Regions from separate parts of the Homo sapiens genome. Here region 2 is linked to region 1. Evidence: chromatin contacts called from ENCODE Hi-C or POLR2A ChIA-PET data. All regions are on one chromosome and are shown on one strand. The core of a region is the stretch at or near the end of the contact, and the rest is flanking DNA. Distances in the headings are between cores, read along the strand shown.

Region 1 (5,188 bases), core at 3-2,502:
ACCTAGCAATACTACTAGAACCACCTCTCCTACAGCATCAGTCAATCCAACAACCCTTACCAAATAGTGTCTTTTTAAAACATCGTTTTTAAAGTGGAGACAGGGTCTCACAATATTGGCCAGGCTGGTCTTGATCTCCTGGGCAAGGAATCCTCCCGCCTCGGCCTCCCAAAGTGCTAGGATAACAAGCGTGAGCCGCCTCGCCAGGCTCCTACCGCCCTGCTGCCTTTCTGAGCAACTTAAGTTTTTCAGACTGTGTTGACAATTACAAGAACTATTTAATAGCTCCACTTATGCAGCACTTACTGTGTGCAAAACCCCGTGATGAGCATCTCCTGTGAATTATTTCTTCCCAAATTCACAAACTTGTCAGATGAGATTACTGTGTACCCAACGAACAGCCAGACACTGGGGCAAAGGCTCAAAAACCATCACAAGGTGGGAAGGGGCCTGAGACTCAGAGACCTGCCTGGTCCCCAAATCCAGTTATTCGGCTCTCGATCCTCTCACCCGCCGCGGCCCCCATCGAACCCGACTTTTCATACTAGAAAGTGACAGGTCCAGATAAAGGCAGCAAAGCCAAATAACTAAGAGTGGCTGCGGGTCCAGCCACCTGGGTCGGAATCCTGGCTCTGCCACTTCCTGGCTTTGTAAACCCAGTCATATCAGCCTCCGAGTACCTCCACTTGGTCATCTACTAAGTGGGGGCGGTAGGCTATGACTGACCCATCCCTGCTTTCCTGGCCCCCAGAGTAGGTCCCCAGTATCGGGAATTGCTCCCTCCGGGCAGCCGCAGACCCCCTGCCGCCCTCCAGCGTGCCCCTAGCCCAAAACCACGGCGGATGGCAGCGGATTATCCAGCCCCGAACGCCGCAAAGCGAGCTCACCATGATGGCGCCTCCTGCTCGGCCAGGTCCGGAAAGAGAGAACGGGCTGGGGTGGGCGGGGAAAGCCTCAAGCGAGTGGCGCCGCCGTGACGTCACATGGGTGCGACGCGGCGCTCTACCACGATCCGGACTTCTCTGTGGTGAGTTGGACGACTGACTAGCCGGGCGATAACGGCAGAGAGCATAGAGCGCAGGAACAAGCGCAACGTCCAAGAGGGAAGGGCCAGCACGTCGGGGGCCTCTCTGGCCCTACCCAGGCCGTGTTCTCGATAGCTTTCCGGAAGAAAGGGATCTGGGAGCGAGATGCGTGTAGCTAGCACGATGCGTCGCGCGGTGACGCTCTGGCCCGACGCCGACGGCCTCTCAGTGGCTCCCGGAGGACCCGGCGGGCCCAGTGTTGGAGGTGAGGAGGCGGGGCTGGCAGGGCTAGTCGGGGCATCTGGAAATTTCCGACCCCACGCTTCGGGCGTTTCCTTATCAGGTTCACCGCTCCCTGATCTCGCGCTGCACTTCGTAGGCGCAGCCGCTGCTTGGGAAGTCCTACTTAAGGTCTAACCCGAGATGATCTTGCTGCACCTCAATCTATAGCATCCTGTATTCCCATCCTTTGAGTTCCGCTTCTCCTTCTCCCCCGGCCCCTAGATGGCCCTTCCCTGACCTAGAAAGAGGGAGACAGAGTTTCATAGGGGAGGCAAAATGGAGACTCCGTGGCTTGGGGGTGGGGGGAATGGAGGCCCAAAGGGTAGGAAGGAGACCTAGAAAGAGGGGTGAGATGGAGACCCAGGGAGAAGTAGTGGCAAAGAAAGATGGTGAGATGGGGCCTTGCAAGGCTATAACCAAATTCAAATCCTGGCTCTGCTAGTTACTAATGGGGTGATTGGGCAAGTCATTTAACCTCTCTGTGATCTTGGGAAAATCACTTAACTTCTTTGGGCCTTACTCTCCTTATGGACAAAAAGGGGATGACAACAGGCCTGGCACACAGGGGTGTTTTTCAGGATTATGAAAGTTAATAAAACTGCTGAGGTCAATATTTTGCACATAATAAGTGCTCAATAAAAATTAGCCTTCACTCCTATTATAGCATACATATTGTGTGCAACCAGATGGACTGGCTGGGGCAGTGATTAAAATGACTTATCTACTCTTCCCCCCACCCGCCAGGGAGGCCCCTGCCTCTTGGTTCTCAGGCACATTGAGCCTGGAAGGGCCTCCTGCAGTTGGCTGTCAATGCTGCTCCTCACTTACCTCTCCTCCACAGAGCTGAAGGTCAGGCCAGGACAGTGAGACCTGACTCCTTGCTCCTACCAGCCTACTATGGCTTAAGACCCAGGGCCAGGGTCCCGTTGATGTAACAGAGCAGAGGACCAGCAGATGAATGGACACCTTGAAGCAGAGGAGCAGCAGGACCAGGTAAGGGACCATCTAAAAGCCAAGATCCTCATACTGTGGAAAGACAAAATCTGAAGCTTTTCTTTAAAAAAAAAAAAAAAAAATTGGAGGCCAGGCGTGGTAGCTCAAGCTTGTAATCCCAGCACTCTGGGAGGCCAAGGCCTGCGGATCACCTGAGGCCAGGAGTTCGAGATCAGCCTGGCCAACATGGTGAAACCCCATCTCTACTAAAAATACAAAAATTAGCCAGGCATGGTGATGCGCACCTGTAATCCCAGCTACTCGGGAGACTGAGGCAGGAGAATCATTTGAACCCGGGAGGCAGAGGTTGCAGTGAGCCGAGATCGCGCTGCACTCCAGCCTGGGTGACAGAGTGAGACTCCGTCTCAAAAAAAAAAAAGAAAAAACAGGGTCTCACTCTTGCCCAGGCTGGAAAGCAGTGGCACAATCACAGCCTACTGCAGCTGCAACCTCCTGGGCTAAAGTGATCTTCCCACCTCAGCTTCCCAAGTAGCCTCCACCATGGCTGGCTAATTTTTTTATTTTTATTTATTTATTTATTTTGAGGTGGAGTTTCGCTCTTGTTGCCCAGGCTGGAGTGCAATGGCACGATCTTGGCTCACTGCAACCTCCGCCTCCCGGGTTCAAGCAGTTCTCCTGCCTCAACCTCCCAAGTAGCTGGGATTACAGGCATGCGCCACCACACCCAGCTACTTTTGTATTTTTCATAGAGATGAGGTTTCTCCATGTTGGTCAGGCTGGTCTCAAACTCCCGACCTCAGGTGATACGCCGGCCTCGGCCTCCCAAAGTGCTGGGATTACAGGCATGAGCCACTGCACCCGGCCAATTTTTTTATTTTTTCTAGAGACTAGGTCTCCCTCTGTTGCCCAGGCTGGTCTTGAACTCCTGAGCTCAAGGGATTCTCCCACCTCAGTCTCTCAAAGTGTTGAGCTTACAGGCATGAGCCACCGCGCCCAGCCTGGGAGCCCTTCCATAAGTGATTTCAGACCTTCTCTCCAGGCAGGTGTTCCAGTGGGATAATTTAGGAATCAGAGAAACTGAGGGGTTGAGGAGGATACTTATTATTTATTATTTAGGTGCACTGGCCCAGTCAGATTAACATCGAAAAAGACTGAGCACCGAACAAAGAGTCAAGTTACATTTTAAGTATTTCGTGGGGTAGGGGGAGATCTGTGCAGGGGGAAGCATATTATAGCAGCGAGAAACAAAGACAGTTATTCAATTGAGACATGCATTACATTATTTCTTACTTTTCAAGGAAAAACATGTTTTAGGACTTGAGTTTATCCTGTCTAGTGACCTTGCAGCTGCACAGTTAGAGAAACAGGGTCTTCACGATGCCTGGGAAAGGGAGTTAGATAAGGCTCACTAGCCACAAACAGAAAAACAGGCAGTTAATTTTTAAAGGACTCAATCTCGGGCCGGGCGCAGTGGCTCACGCCTGTAATCCCAGCACTTTGGGAGGCCGAGATGGGCGGATCACGAGGTCAGGAGATCGAGACCATCCTGGCTAACACGGTGAAACCCCGTCTCTACTAAAAATACAAAAAAAATTAGCCGGGCATGGTGGCGCGCGCCTGTAGTCCCAGCTACACACGGGAGGCTGAGGCAGGAGAATGGCGTGAACCCGGGAGGCGGAGCTTGCAGTGAGTCGAGATCGCGCCACTGCACTCCAGCCTGGGCGACAGAGCGAAACTCCGTCTCAAAAAAAAAAAAAATAAAAAAAAATAAAGGACTCAATCTCTTTCTCTTCCTCAGGGGGAATTGGGTTTTTTACATACAACTGAGTTTTTGCTTACACATTCTTTAATTTCTTTTAATTCCTGTTTCAGTGTGAATAGCTTTCTCCCTACTTCCCAGACAGGACAGCTGAGGCCAAGAATTCAGGGGCTTCCCAGCAGTCACACAGCAAGTGTGTGTGAGCTGCAGGGTCCTTTCTCCTTTTCCTCCTCCCTGTCCTCTCGTCTGTGTGACTTAGGCTCTATGTTTGAATCTCAGCTTCTTTGCCCAGTGTCTCTGCCTTTCCTTCTCCCAGGGCCCCAAGCTCAGTTGCTGTGCCCCAGTCTCAGTCTTACTGGGTTTCTGTTCCCCCTTCTCTCCGTGTCATTCCTTGGCACATACTATCTGGTGCTGTTGCTACTGTGGGTTGGATGCTAGGTACATGATTTGGCAATAAGCAAACTTCTTCCTACATTTGTCTCTCTTTTTTTTTTTTTTTTTTTTTTTTTTGAGACAGAGTCTTGGTCTGTTGCCCAGGCTGGAGTGCAGTGGCATCATCTCGGCTCACTGTAACCTCCGCCTCTTGGGTTCAAGCGATCTCCTGCCTCAGCCTCCTGAGTAGCTGGGATTACAGGTGCGTGCTACCACACCTGGCTAATTTTTGTATTTTTAGTAGAGATGGGGGTTTTGGACCAGTGAGGTGGCTCACGCCTGTAATCCCAGCACTTTGGGAGGCTGAGGCGGATGGATCACGAGGTCAGGAGATCCAGACTATCCTGGCTAACACGGTGAAACCCTGTCTCTACTAAAAATGTAAAAAATTAGCCGGACGTGGTGGCACGTGCCTCTAGTCCCAGCTACTCAGGAGGCTGAGGCAGGAGAATCGCTTGAACCAGGCAGGCGGTTCAGTGAGCCTAGATCGTGCCGCTGCACTCCAGCCTGGGTGACAGAGCCAGACTCCATCTCAAAAAAAAAAAAAAAAAAAGAGAGAGAGACGGGGGTTTCTCCATGTTGGTCAGGCTGGTCTCGGACTCCTGACCTGGCGATCCACCCGCCTCGGCCTCCCAGAGTGCTGGGATTACAGGCGTAAGCCACCACGCCTGGCCTACAGCCTACATTTGTCACTTTCTAGTGAGCTCTGTCCTTGTCTCCTAATGCATATCTCTTT
Region 2 (5,188 bases), core at 1,154-3,653, 470 kb after region 1:
CACGTGCCACCATACCCAGCTAATTTTTGTATTTTTAGTAGAGACAGGGTTTCACCATGTTGGCCAGGATGGTCTCGATCTCTTGACCTCATGATCTGCCTGCCTCAGCCTCCCAAAGTGCCAGGATTACAGGTGTGAGCCACCGTGCCCAGCCATCATTATTATTTTTTGAGATAGAGTCTTGCTCTGTCCAGGCTGGAGTGCAGTTGCACAGTCTCAGCTCACTGCAACCTCCACCTCCCAGATTCAAGCGATTCTCCTGCCTTAGCCTTCAAAGTAGCTGGGATTACAGGTGCATGCCACCATGTCCAGCTAATTTTTGTATTTTTAGTAGAGAAGGGGTTTCGCCATGTTGCCCAGGCTGGTCTTGAACTCCTGATCTCAGGGATCCTCCTACCTTGGCCTCCCAAAGTGCTGGGATTACAGGTGTGAGCCACCACACCCGGCCTATTTTATTTGTTTTTTTGAGACAGATTCTCACTCTGTTGCCCAGGCTGGAGTGCAGTCGTGCAATCTCTGCCTCCCGGGTTCAAGCAATTCTCCTGCCTCAGCTTCCCAGGTAGCTGGAATTACAGGTGCGTGCCACCACTCCCAGCTAATTTTTGTATTTTTAGTAGAGATGGGATTTCACCATGTTGGCCAGGCTGGTCTCGAACTCCTGACCTCAGGTGATCCGCCCACCTCGGCCTCCCAAAGTGCTGGGATTACAGGTGTGAGCCACCACACCCAGCCCTTTTCTTTCTTTTTTTTTTTTTTTTTTTGAGACGGAGTCTCGCTCTGTCGCCCAGGCTGGAGTCTAGTGGCACAATCTTGGCTCACTGCAGCCTCAACTTTCTCGGCTCAAACGATCCTCCCACTTCTTTTTTTTATTTGAGACGGAGTTTTGCTCTTGTCTCCCAGGCTGGAGTGCAATGGTGCCATCTTGGCTCACCACAACCTCTGCCTCCCAGGTTCAAGTGATTCTCCTGCCTCAGCCTCTCAAGTAGCTGGGATTATAGGCATGTGCCACCATGCCCAGCTAATTTTGTATTTTTAGTAGAGACGGGGTTTCTCCATGTTGATCAGTCTGGTCTCGAACTATTGACCTCAGGTGATCTGCCCGCCTTGGCCTCCCAAAGTGCTGGGATTACAGGCGTGAGCACTGCACTCGGCCTTTTTCTTGAAACATAAAATTAGTCATTTTAATTTGCAATAATTTCTGTAGTTATTAAACAGGCTATTGAATCCATCCACAAAACTTAAGATACAATACTTAAGAACAGGGCTCTAAATAACAAGTGCCAGCTCTCTGATCTCATGGCCAACAACCTGAGATTCCTGCCATCTGGTCTCAGTTCAGGACCTTTGCACTTACTGTTAAACACCGCCCCCCCGGCCCCACCCCAGATCTCGCTTCTATCTGTCCTTTATTCAAATGTTACCTCTTCAGAGGGGCCTTCCATTATCACCCTTTCTAAAACAGCCTCGCTCTCACTTCCCATCCCTTTATTCTGCTCCATCGTTCTTCATTATGCTGGCCACTATCTCAAATTATCTTTTATTATTTATTTATTTATTTACTTTTGAGACGGAGTCGCTCTGTCGCCCAGGCTGGAGTGCAATGGCACGACCTCGGCTCACTGCAACCTCCGCCTCCCGAGTTCAAGCGATTCTCCCGCCTCAGCCTCCAGAGTAACCGGGCTTACAGGCGCGCACGGCCACGCCCGGCTAATTTTTGTATTTTTAGTAGAGACGGGCTTTCACCATGTTGGTCAGGTTGGTCTCACACTCCTGACCTCAGGTGATCTGCCCGCCTCAGCCTCCCAAAAGTTCTGGGATTACAGGCGTGATCCACCGCGCCTGGCCTCAAATTATCTTTATTCAGTTAAATGCTTTTATTGTCTCTCCCAGTACAATGTAAGCCCTAGCAGCAGAAGACTTTGCTTTAATCACGTGCTGTACCCCCAAAGCCCAGACAGTGCCTAGCACACACGAGATGCTCGATGAATAGTTATTGATTGAATAGATTAGACATCAACGCAATCAGGCTGTTCACCTAGGGACTCTTTGCTAGGCGGCGGAGAGGTACGTTACAGTTCTCTACGCAAAACGCATGCGCGAAAGATCCGGGAAGTGTGATCGGAAAGGGGCGGAGCATCAGGGAGAGTCTCGCGGACATAGGCGGTTCGGCGCGGAAAGCGGGAGGTGGAGGGGCGGCTTGGGGCAAGCGCGCGCGCGCAGTGCAGAAGCCAGCCCCCCGCGGCTGAGGTACTCAAGGTGCCCAAAGGCGGGGTAGTGACCTCGCGCGTGCGCTGTGCCCGCGGCAGCGCCGGGTCCTAGTGTGTGGGTTGTTGTTGGCACCGCACGGCGCGTGCGCAGTGAGGACGGCGGAGGGATTTGCGGCCGGGACCCACCCCCTGCTCCAGTCGCTATCGGAGGCCGCGCGGGTGGCTGAGCAGCGGCCTGGTGCGCTCGCTTAGCGGGCGACGGAATCAGACGGACGTGGACGCCCCCGGAGTGGAAGCCGAAGCAGGAGTTGTTGTTGCTGAGGGGCTGCCGCAGCCGCCGCGAGCCTCCGGACAGACGCCAGAGCGAGGAGGGCGCTACGCGGTGAGTGAGTGTGACTGAGTGGCCCGACGGGGTGCGGGGCCGCTACCCAGAAGCCCCAGCGGTGGGCCCGGTCCTCTTCCCCGCGGCCAGGCCCCTTTCCCGCGTCCCCGCCACAGGTCCCTTCTGCATCCCTTTCCCGGACCCCGAAATCTCTGGGCACCCACGCCCGCTTCCCACAGCGCCCTCGTGGTTCCCTACCCACAGGCCCTTGCGGTGTGTGGCCTTTTTTCTTTTTCGTTTGTCTATGTTGTCCTGGACCCTTACCCATAATTCCTTTCGCTTTTTGCGGGGTCCAGGTCTGTTACCCACAAGCACTTGGTTTTGGGGCTTCGCTCCTTATGTTTCTCTTTCTTTGCTTGGAAACTTCCGATCCCCAGGACCCTGCAAACTGCATCTCGTAATTTGCCCTCCACGGCACGGGACGAGCAGCCACAGCTGCTCTGGGCCTCCCTCCTCGGGTCCTTGATTTCCCCAGAAATTCCCAGGGAACCTCTCCGCCCCACAGCTCGTGTCAGAGGACTCTGAGACTTCACTCTTCAGGAACCCTTTTCCAGCCGTTATTTTTGTTTTCTTTACCGGCCTTTCACCTCCACCCCCACCAAGACGTACCCTTTTCTCCGCAACACAGGACTGTTCTCTGCCCTTACAGAGCCTGTTTTAATTCCGAGACTTTTCTCCTGTCTTTCTTATTTTGAGAGTCAAGGAGTAACAGGGGCTTTCTCTGTGCAGACCCGATCTAACCTAAGGCTGTCCTGCTTCTGCTCTCAGACTTGGCAAGATGACCCAGTTCCTGCCGCCCAACCTTCTGGCCCTCTTTGCCCCCCGTGACCCTATTCCATACCTGCCACCCCTGGAGAAACTGCCACATGAAAAACACCACAATCAACCTTATTGTGGCATTGCGCCGTACATTCGAGAGTTTGAGGTGAGTTCACTGAGCAGGCCAGGAATGGTTTGGGTTCTGGGGAGCAACGGGTTGGATTTGCGAGTCCAGCTTCTGGCCATTTTGCCAGCTGCGTGATTTAAGCGAGGGGCTTAACCTTTGTGATCCTCAGTTTCTCTGTTTTAAATGGGGTTGGAGCCGGGTGTCGGGTGTGGTCGAGTGCGTCTGTAGTCTCAGCTACTCAGGAGGCTGAGGTGGGAGGATTGCTTGAGCCCAGGAGTCGGAGGCTGGAGTGCTTTGTGATTGTGCCACTATACTCCGGCCTGGGTGACAGAGCAGGACTTCGTCTCTCAAAAAAAAAATTTTTTTTTTAAGTGGGGTTGTGGCCCGGTACGGTGGCTCACGCCTGTAATCCCAGTACTTTGGGAGACCGAGGCAGGCGGATCACTTGAGGTGAGGAGTTGAAGACCAGCCTGGCCAACATGGTGAAACCACGTCTCTGCTAAAAATAACAAAAATTAGCCGGACATGGTGCCTGTAATTCCAGCTACTTGGGAGGCTGAGGCACGGGAATCACTTGAACCCAGGAGGCGGAGGTTGCAATGAGCCGAGATCGCGCCACTGCACTCCATCCTGAGCAACAGAACAAGACTGTCTCAAAAAAAAAAAAAAAAAAAAAGTGGGGTTGATAGTACACCTTTTGTAGAATTTTTGTGAAAATTCAGTGAGTAGTGGTTGAGGATTCATGCCTAACCCACACCATTTATCAGCTCTGACTTTGGGCAAATGTTGTATCCTCTTAATGCATTGGTTTCTTTATCTTTAGCAAGGGGATAGTGGTAGCACCCTTATAATGTTGGTGGAGAATTAAATGGCAAACTGTATGTCAGGGGGCTTGGCACCAAGCAGTCAGCACATGTCAGCCTTTGTTACTCTGTTTACTACTTTTATTGTTAATAAGATGATGTTCATAAAGGCTTAGCACCCAGTATTGAGTATTGGAGGGCTTAAAACTGCAGATGGGGATCTTAGCTCTGCACCTTTGGGATAAATAGGAATGAATGACTTAGGCTCCTGGACCTCTGTGTTTTTATTTGTGAAATGGGATGACAAGGGTCATCTCTTAGGTGCATCAGAGCACACCTGAGAAAAGCTGGCACACAGTCGGAAGTTACAAGAAGAACGTTCTAGCATTGGGTAGGTAAGGGCAGCTGGAGGCGAGGGAGTTGCAGAGCAGAATTTCGTAGATAACAGAAAGGTATGTCTTCAGTGGGATTTGCCACCCTTGGTGAACCCGCACTTGAGAGATATTACTGGCCAATTAACTTAATGGGCACAGGCGGGTGGTAGGTGCCCTTTGATGATGCAGGTCATGTGCCAGTTACCATTTATTTATTTATGAGACAGTTTTGCTCTGTTGCCCAGGCTGGAGTGCAGTGGCGTGATTTTAGCCAACTGCAGCCTCCGGTTCAAGCAGTTCTCCTGCCTCAGCCTCTCAAGTAGCTGGGATTACAGGCATGCACCACCACGCCTGGCTAATTTTGTATTTTTAGTAGAGATGGGGTTTCACCATGTAGGCCAGGCTGGTTTCGAACCCCTAACCTCAGGTGATCCACCCCCCTTGGCCTCCCAGAGTGCTGGGATTACAGGTGTGAGCCACCATGCCTGGGAGCCAGGTACTTTTTTTTTTTTTTTTTTTTTGACTTGGAGTCTCGC

What was found. Hi-C counts contacts between places; a loop is a spot of excess contacts on that map. ChIA-PET counts read pairs that join two places held with the same protein, here RNA polymerase II (POLR2A). Pooled maps may share reads with other maps.
Region 2: a map of CD4-positive, alpha-beta memory T cell shows a loop between it and region 1 (22-fold over the local background). The contact joins the promoter of SNRNP70 here to the promoter of SPHK2 in region 1. A Hi-C loop is called at or near these places in 1 of 168 maps with a recorded cell type or tissue (CD4-positive, alpha-beta memory T cell) and 12 of 50 pooled maps. POLR2A ChIA-PET finds 5 or more read pairs at or near these places in 2 of 52 experiments (activated B cell and activated CD4-positive, alpha-beta T cell).

Annotation. Positions count from the first base shown.
Region 1 is chr19:48,618,254-48,623,441 of GRCh38, forward strand. It overlaps SPHK2 (sphingosine kinase 2), which reads left to right and starts at 1,253. Exons shown (of 7, transcript NM_020126.5): 1 at 1,253-1,290; 2 at 2,149-2,300. The coding sequence starts at 2,262. RPL18 (ribosomal protein L18) reads right to left here and starts at 925. Exons shown (of 7, transcript NM_000979.4): 1 at 888-925. The coding sequence starts at 890. RefSeq lists enhancers at 1-396, 667-1,346, 1,507-1,596.
Region 2 is chr19:49,083,048-49,088,235 of GRCh38, forward strand. It overlaps SNRNP70 (small nuclear ribonucleoprotein U1 subunit 70), which reads left to right and starts at 2,404. Exons shown (of 10, transcript NM_003089.6): 1 at 2,404-2,589; 2 at 3,358-3,514. The coding sequence starts at 3,368. RefSeq lists enhancers at 2,080-2,149, 2,500-2,589.